Regions from separate parts of the Mus musculus genome. Here region 1 is linked to region 2. Evidence: chromatin loops called from intact Hi-C (ENCODE). Cell type or tissue: left cerebral cortex. All regions are shown on one strand. Links, peaks and the distances in the headings refer to the core of each region. The heading gives the core; the rest is flanking DNA. Region 1 overlaps Reep1 (receptor accessory protein 1). Region 2 holds the start of Kdm3a (lysine (K)-specific demethylase 3A).

Evidence for each region. Peaks named below come from ENCODE experiments on the same cell type or tissue, not always from the same donor. Only the 100,000 strongest peaks of a DNase experiment are listed, where the experiment ranks them.
Region 1: it touches region 2 in a loop (5-fold over the local background); 2 of 42 quality-filtered maps call a loop at or near these places.

The regions. Positions count from the first base shown.
Region 1 is chr6:71,769,418-71,773,810 of GRCm38, forward strand. Reep1 (receptor accessory protein 1) reads left to right here. Exons shown (of 7, transcript NM_178608.4): 4 at 3,771-3,891. Among named protein-coding and RNA genes, the nearest start is that of Mrpl35, 52 kb to the right of the region's middle. In left cerebral cortex, for the core only: CTCF peaks have their summits at 837, 1,038, 2,073 (motif pointing left) and 2,975; DNase peaks (open chromatin) are centred at 686, 2,974 and 3,460; H3K27ac peaks cover 1,828 bases.
Region 2 is chr6:71,631,232-71,635,624 of GRCm38, forward strand. Kdm3a (lysine (K)-specific demethylase 3A) reads right to left here and starts at 1,686. Exons shown (of 27, transcript NM_001038695.3): 1 at 1,607-1,686; 2 at 1,266-1,348; 3 at 825-1,040. The coding sequence starts at 1,010. In left cerebral cortex, for the core only: a CTCF peak has its summit at 2,313; DNase peaks (open chromatin) are centred at 1,050, 1,786 and 2,261; H3K4me3 peaks cover 2,284 bases; H3K27ac peaks cover 2,180 bases.

The DNA.
Region 1 (4,393 bases), core at 298-4,297, 140 kb after region 2:
CCACCTGAATCTTCACTGTACTATGCTCTGTTGGTCTGCCTAGTGAAGGCCCAAGGAATGAACCAAAAGGTCCAGAAACAGGAAACTTTTTATTGTTGCTTTTTAAAGGTATTAGGAGTGTATTTGCGTGTGAGAGAGTATACGAATGTGTCTGCACTCGTTATAGGCATATGTGAAGAAGGAGTGTCAGATTCTCCAGAGATGGAGGTGTAAGCATTTGTGAGTCTCCCAGCATGGTGCTGGGAGCCAAACTCCGGTCCTCTGGGGAGCAAGGGACATCTTTTCAGACTTCTTGCTGAAGCTTTTAAAAGCTGCATCAGTGTGGGTGGATGGATTATGCTAAAAAGATTCTAAAAAAAAACAAGTGATCTATATAGCAAATGGTTCAGGGAATCAAGGTAGGCTGGGCAGTCCAGAGGGGCCCCTGGGAAGGTCAAATAGACATATGTATTTCCTAAATGCTAATGCTGTAGCCTGGGACAGAGGCTCTTAGTTGGCTGTGCAGTGAGAATGTGGTTACTCAGATCTAAATGACGGTTTCCTGCTATCTACAAAGTGCATACAGATCATCCACTCCTGAGTACCCGGACCATAGCCTCACTGGTGTGCATACAGAGAGAAGCACATACAGGGAGGTTTGCTGGAAGCTTGGCTTATGATGGATGCTTGTCATCAATCTCTTTCCCCGGGAGATGCTTACACATGTATAGGAAGCTATGAAAGAGACGGGAGCTTTCCATGTTCTGGTATGAGATGGTCCCCAATGTATACTGTTGATTCTGGGCAGATTAGGGAAAGCAAGGTGTCGGGGGTATAGAGAACAGAGAATGCCACCAACAGGCAGTTAAGGGAATCACAGGTACCCACCTGATTGAATAGGCCTAGCCCAATAAAGATTAAGAAGAGAGTCTAGAGGGCCTGGGTGGGAGGGAAGCTCTGTATGCTCTCGGATTCTTTAGCATTTCTTAACTATGCGCATGCATGACCTACTTTTTAAAAATTTCTTTTACACAATAACTAGGAGAGCTCTAGTGTGATTGATGGCTGTCCTTGGGACTGTCTGTGTTTCTTAGGCTGGTATGTGAACTTGCTGGATTCAGTAGCTTTCCCCTTGGACTGGCTAATAATTTGTCTTCAAAACAAAAGTTCCTCCATTCTTAATGAGCGCTGTGTCCCACTCTGGGGGTGGGGAGCATCGATCACGCCTCCCCTCTTTCAGCCCTGGTCTTTTGTAGCTGTGAAAGATGAACCGACTTTGCCGGGGAAGAACCCCACCCTCACCCCAGTTACTGGTGAATATTCAGGAAGAGCCTGCTAAAGCCAGAAAGCAGAGGGGCTTTGGTGAGGTGGGCCGCTGTCTGAGGAGAGGGAGCTGTATGAGTTTGGAAGGGCTCTGAAATGACTCGCTAGGGGTTGCTTTCATTTTTAGCTTCTTTCATCTGGGAAGGATGCCTGGGAAAGACTTACTTTTTGGTCCCTCAGACTAGCGTAAGAGACCCTTTTACCCACCGCATCTTATTTTAAGTAAGGATGTCTGGGGTTTGTTTTAAGTAGGTGTGGTCAGACTTGAGGACCTGAAAATGGCTGGCAGGAGGGAGATGTTTGTCCACATCAAAGATCCCTAGTAATAGGAAGTGCAGCACCACACAAGGCCACTAGGGGAGGTACCAGGATGGTTCTGGAGGCAGAGGCTTGCTGTCAGCATGGTTCCGTGAGAAGGATTTGGGTTCGCTATTGTAAGTGGTTCTGAGAGATAGGAGCATCTCTGGCTATCTGGTCCTGGTATGGGGAAATGCAAGCATATGCACAGTGGCTGAGAGTGTGAGATCCTGCAGGCTCTAGACTATTGACCTGCATGTAAAAGCTAAAGGTCTTTGAGCATAGACCTTTTCCTTACTCACCAGCCCTTTCTCATTTCCAGGGTCGGGAGGGTGCTAGAGAGAAGGCTCAGCAGTTAAGAGTGCTTGCTCCTCTCGCAGAGGACTAGAATTAGGTTCCCAACACTCATGTTAGGTGGCTCACAATCTCCTGTAACTATAACTTCAGAGGGATCTGACGCCCTCTTGTGGCCTCCAGAGTCACTGCACTCACATGCATAAACCTACACATAGATACACATACACACAATTTAAAAGTAAAATATTAGAAAAAAAAAGTAAGAAAGTTCAGAAGGAGCCTGTGCTAGTACTGGGAGCTCTTTCTTGGCTAGATCTAGGAAGTGGCTTACCCTGGCGAGGACACTTCCTCCAGAGTCAACAAAGCCTCGAGATGCTGTCAATGCAATTGTGCAGGTTATTCACAGCACCAGCTAGAGACTGGAGAGGTGGGGTTGAAATCTGGGTTAAACTCTGCTTACCACACCATGGCCCCAGTGATCTGCATCAACCTGAGGGGCTTGGCTTTTCCATTTTTTCAAAGACTTGATGTAGAGTAGAAGAGACACACCAGGACACTTGTCTCAGGTTGATGTTATTTTATCAGTCAATCTCTAACTGGACCCCTAAATTCAAGGACATCTGACTATTTCTCCCCCTTCCCCTCCCCTCCCCCTCTTCCTCCCCTCATATCTCCATCCTCTTTCTCTGTGTCTTGCTGTTTCTGAAGGAGGGTGTGTGTGTGTGTGTGTGTGTGTGTGTGTGTGTTGGTGTTTCTGTAGGTACACATCCATGTATTTATATACCAGAAAACAGCTTCAGATGTGGTTCCTGAGGCACATAGACTTTTTTGTTTTGTTTTGTTTTGTTTTGTTTTTAAGACAGGGTCTCAACGGCCTGTGACTCGAGTAGACTAAAGTGGCTGGCCAGTATCCTAGGGATCCGCCTGTCTCTGCCTCTCTACTGCTAGGATTACAAGTACACGCTACACCATCTGGCTTTTTTTTTTCTTTGTGACATCTGTGGATCACGCTCAGCTCATCACACTTGCAAAAGCAAGCGTTTTCCCAGCTCCACTCCCTCTTCAGCCCAAGCTGCCAGAATCTTGTCTCTGTCTGGAAGCTCCAGTATTGCAGGGAGTCTCTGCCACTCCTCCAACCCCCACCTTATATAAGATGGCACAGATAGGTGCAGTGGGGGCCAGTGTTTGTAGGACAAATGGATGAATGGGCCTGAGGGTGTGTGGGAGTCCAGCATGTATGTTATCCCTCACTCTTCTTTCTTTTGGCACACACAAAAAAGATTAAGATCTCTGCCTGACATTGAGTAGAGGAAGCAGGACTCCTTGGTAGGAGTTGGACTCCTCTCCCTGCCTTTATTGAAACAAGAAAGAGGTGCCTGGCCATTGTGGAGACACTGCCAGCTTCACCCTGCTGTAATTCCCCCTGGCCTGGCCTGGCCTGGCCTCTGTGTCTCCTGGCCACAAACAGTGAAGGCTGAATGACCAGTGCCCAGACACAGACTTGACCTTCTGAGTCTACAAGCTGCAGCTGGATCAACGTGCCAACCCCAGTTAGCATAGCCCTGCAGAAGCTGTTAGCTGCTGCCAGGCAAGGCCATGCTGTAACTGCTGAAGTGAGCCTGCCTTCCTGCTTCTCTTGAGAAACAGAATCAAAACGAAACACGAGTTGGCTTTTAGGGCGAGGTCTCAAGTGTGTAGAAGTGCACGTGTGTGCACATGCCTTCCGCAGGTGGAGGATGAGGACTCTGGGAACCTGGCCATACCTGTATGAGATGGGGGCATCCATGCCAACCCCGGTCTTTTTTTTTTTTTTAACAGGCTTTAAACAGTGCTGTGGAGAACCTAATGGAAGGTATATTTTCTTATTTTTCCAGGTTTCCATTCTATTATGAACTAAAAATAGCGTTTGTAGCCTGGCTGCTGTCTCCCTATACAAAAGGATCCAGCCTCCTGTACAGGAAGTTTGTTCATCCCACATTGTCTTCAAAAGAAAAGGTAACTGATGCTGCTTCTAGCAAGGGAAAAAATCAAAGCCCTGTGTAGAAAGGGTTGTTCTGTTGCAGGAGACCCCTTGTGGTTCTTCTTTATTTCAACGGGTAAGTGGTTTCCTTTAATAGTGATATATATATACTTCTGTAGTGAGACTTCTGCAATTTTAGTTTCTTTTATTCTTTTAAAAGCACAGGAATAGGGCTGGAGAGATGGCTCAGTGGTTAAGAGGTCCTGAGTTCAATTCCCAGCAACAGCATCCAATGCCCTCTTCTGGTGTGTTTGAAAACAGTTACAGTGTACTCATATACATTAAACAGGCAAACACAGAAATATTATGAGAATCTGTTTCCATTTTAATCCCCTGCAGGTAGTGTTTTTGATTGTGTGATGCTTCCAATCCTGTGAAGTTTTCAGAAGGTATATAAATGCTAGGGCCCCAAGAGATGGAGTTGGTGGTCGGTGGTCATTCAGGGGGATGTTGGATGTTTGTTAGTAGTCATTAGTT
Region 2 (4,393 bases), core at 321-4,320:
TATTTCCCTACTATTTTTTCACACCAATATTTGTATCACAGAGTAGGATTCATTCCTTTCAAAAGATCTAAGTGAAAAAGGTTCCAGAATGTGTTAACTGGTCATGCAAGTTCCATTTCTCCCCTTCCTTTCAAACACCCTATACGGGACAGCTCCACCCAAGGCTTCCATATATGGCTGTAGCCACACCAACCCATCCTCATTAACAACCGGGGACCTACTCCTGCCTCACTAACCATACCTCAGCAAATACCCACCACCAGAACAAGCCAAACAAAACTAAATAGATAAACACAACTAAGCTCCTTCCCTTACATTCACACTTCACTTCCAAGTTGTAAAGTTTAAAAAGTTGAATGAAGAAATAAAGAGGAACACCATCATCTGAAATCATCTTTTTTGAAAGCACTTTCAAGCTAGCCTTCAATGATTCTAATTGTCATCCACTTCTTTAACCTATTACTAATAAACAATACGCCTCCCGTTGGGGGCATAATCAGACTGTCCCAGGGGACCCAGCGCCTGCATTAATGAAGCATGTCTGAACAATCCTAAACCCATTATTAATCTCAGGCCACTGGAGCTCTAGGTCAAACACACCTTGACACTACACCCCATTTCAAAGACTTTCACGGTCTAGAGTTCTGTACCTTCTGATCACCTGCCAACTTTCTAGTGGCCCATTTCAGAAAAGGGAGGGAGGGGCGCTCAACTGTCCCGTTACCAAGGTAACTGAAAACCGTCTGACTGCCCAGCCCCCAGAAGACGGTTTTGTTTGTTTGTTTAGGGATTTTGTATTTTGTTTTAGTCTTTTTGTTTTTTACCTTCAAGTCTTTCTTAGTAACGTCGGTGTGGGAAACAGCTCGAATGGTCCCCGACAGCCAGGGCCACTCGGCAACGCGCTCCAAGTCCCAGTTGTCCTGGCCGCCTTCGTTGCCTTCGGCTGCGGACAGACTGAGGAATCGCTTCCCCACCAATACTGGCCAACTTTCTCCGAGCGTGAGCACCATGGTTTCCACGCCAGCAGGAAGGGCTCCTCCCTGCAGAAGGCACAAAAACAAAATGCGATGGGGGGCGGCCGAGGTCGGAGGCGGCCCGAAGAGACGAAGCGCCGACAGGGACCGGTGGAGTGACACCCCCGCAGGTGGACTCCGCGCCCCAAGCTGCCACCCGCGCCTCCCCAACCCCCCAGCACTCCCCCCCGCAAACACCCCCCCGAGTGCCGCGTGACCCTCTCGCCCCAACAACTTTCGCTTTTTCCAAACCTTTCAAAGCTGGACACTGAGAGAGAGAAGGGAGGACTGAGCCGCGGCGCCAGTGCTTTTGCCTAAGTGTTCGTCCCCTCGCCCTGTTAAAGAAAAGGCTCCCTCTTAGTGCCTAGGGCCCGTCTCAGCGACCGATCCCCGCCCCGAGCGGCCTCGGAGCCGCCGTGGACTCGCTCGCGACTCGACACTTGCCGCGCCCCCGCCCCCCGCTTCCGGGCCGCCGACTCGGGCGCACCCCCGCCCGTCCTGAGCCTTGAACCGAGAAGACGCGGCGACCGCCCGCGCGGGTCCTTCACCCTTCTCCCTCTGTCTCCCGCAGCCGAGGCCCGCGGAGCGCTTACCCCGCCTCCCGCCTCCCTGAGTCACCCACGACGGCGGCAACAGAGCCCAGCCGCCCAGCCGACTCTAGCTCTGACTTGGTTCAAGAGCTCTCTCTCACAAGACACGCACAGCCTCCCGGACCCGCCCCCTCGGAGCCGCTGCCACCGATGATTGGTTGAGTCGCGGGGGATAGGCGGGGCAGCCTAGGAAATTCTACGTTCCTATTGGTTATGCTGAAGAGGGCGGGGTGAGGAAAAAAAACAATTCCTTGGCTGCCTCCTCCCTTCCCCCCGCTCTCAGCAACGACTCGAAGCCGATCCCCCATTAAAGCGCGCAGAACGCGGTCGGTAGATCCCTCCGCCGCAGCTCCATTCTTCCATTTGTTGCCTCGCGCTATGCAAAAAAGTCCCGCCGAATCGGTTATCGACTTTGAGGCCAGAAAGAAAATCGCACAGGCTCACAGATAAGACTGAATGGGGAGACCCAGGATCATGAGCGCCTATTGGATTGCACTTGAAGCGCGTAGGCTGTCGAGCGAAGACCGACCTTCCACCAGGCGGAAGAATCTCACGGGAAAGGGGCGGGGGCGGTGCACAGCCTGCGGGGGAGGGACAGCACTGGGACGTGCGGTTTCAGGCGTACGCAGTTAGAGGGGGAGGAGCGACTAGGCTCTGGGGGCTCCTGCGCACGCGCCAGAAGGGGCGGACTCTTGGAGCTTGGGCTGATGGGTGAAATGGCCGCTGGAGGCGCAGGCGCACGTGGTACTGATCATGACTGTCTAGGTCCGCCATTTTGAAGGATAAATGAAGAAAGGCATTGAGTTGCTGGAAAACGATGTTCATTAAATCTAGAGGCAAACCATCTATTCAAAACTATGTGGGATGTAGGTTTTTTAAAAAGAAAATGTAAAGTGGATATAAGATTTTTGAAACAACAAAGAAATTGAGAAAGTAGATGGAGTTGATGATAAAAGTGATAATGAAAGAGGTGACTTTGAAAGACAAAGGAGAGAAAAGATGGTTTTATGGTTTGGACCAGAGGATTCTTGGTTGAATCAAAAAATGAAATGAATAACTGAAGACTTCTTTATGAAGCCTGGTGCTTAATCTAACATCACACTTAATCTTTATTATAAAATGAATGGAAATTTAGTTTTAATAGTGTGAAAATGAGAATTCAGAAAAAATTCAAAATGTATAAGGGAATGCTATACAATGCAAATTAGTACCAGATGTTTATTTTGAAAAATATTTGGTTTGAATGTATGACAACAGAATGTTAAAGATTAAATAATGCTGAAGTTGAATTAAACTGAATTGGATTTATTATATTCAAACCATTAAGAGGTGGGAAATGGAATGAAGGAACCTATCCACTTCATCAAAAGGCAGAAATGGAAACAAGAAAAACAAAAGGAAGAAGAAGAAATTATGGTTAAAAATAAAATGACAGGAATAAGTCCATTTATATTTACAATAAATATAAATGGGTTAATTTTATAAATAAACATGGAGAGGTACTTAGTATTTAAAAAAATTTTTTTGGCATAAGAAAAGTACAGCATAAGAAACTTGAAACTATTAGGGTAAAATTTTTATAAGACTAATCAAAGGAAAGCTACATTGGCATCTTGTACAGTTATACATTATTTAATACGAGGGATATATTCTGATAAAAGGTTGTTAGATGATTTCATTACATTGATAACATAGTGTCCTTACAGAAATTACCAAGTCACTGAGAAAAACTTATGGGATCACCACTGTATATATCACATGTCACTTGCCATAATGTTGTTATATGGTATATGACTAAGAGTAAAAGCATAAAAAGAAGAAATATATTAATAAAGGATTGGGTCTATAAAATACATTATTGAACTATTCAAACTGAAGATATGAACTAAGTTAATAGTACTAAACAAGAAAGTTTTGACAGCTTATAATCACAGTAAATGCTATAAATCCATTTATCTCAGAAATAAGCAGTTTAAATTTTTAAAATGAGAGAATGTGGAGGACTTAGATCACATAACACATAATTTGGAAAATAACAGGCATAAATTCTACTAAAACAAAAGACATTTTTGTTTTAGGCATAAATTCTACTAAAACACACACATGACTTTTCTGTTTTATTCATGATTCCAGAACCAAGAAAAGTTGGAGAGATATCCAGTGTACTTTATGAACTTACAAAGTCCTATTACTAAATCTGAACAACAACAACAAAAAAACAACAAAAAATACTTACATAGATGGAAAGTTCTTTTATTTAGTAGAGTTACTAGAAAACAATCATGGTTTTTGCTGTTAACTATAATCATTATATAAAATAATGGATTTTATTTGAACATTTTCATATGTAATCCATTTTAATAATATTCTTTCCCATATTACCCTCTCTTGTTTTTCATTGCATTCCTGATAGCCAGAGATGCCAGAAACATTAAAAGGACATTGAATGTTCATGAGCTTAAAACTTTTATAAGCTTCCTAGAAACCAGTGTGTGAGTATGTATATGAGTATGTGCCTGTGTGTATCTTGAGAAAACTGCTAACAAATATGGACTGGAAGAAAGGATAAGATCACTTATTTTAGTAGTCACATCCAGTGGATGTGGGAAGAAAAATGGAAATAATTTAAATGTACTTCAATTGGAAAATAAATAAATGAATAAAAAGAACAAGGCACGATGGCTCCTTTACCCACTGATCTCTGCACTTGGAAAGTGGAGGCAGGAGAATCAAGAATTCAGGACTAGCCTCAGGTATATAGGAGTTTAAAGCAGGTGAGGGTTATCTGCG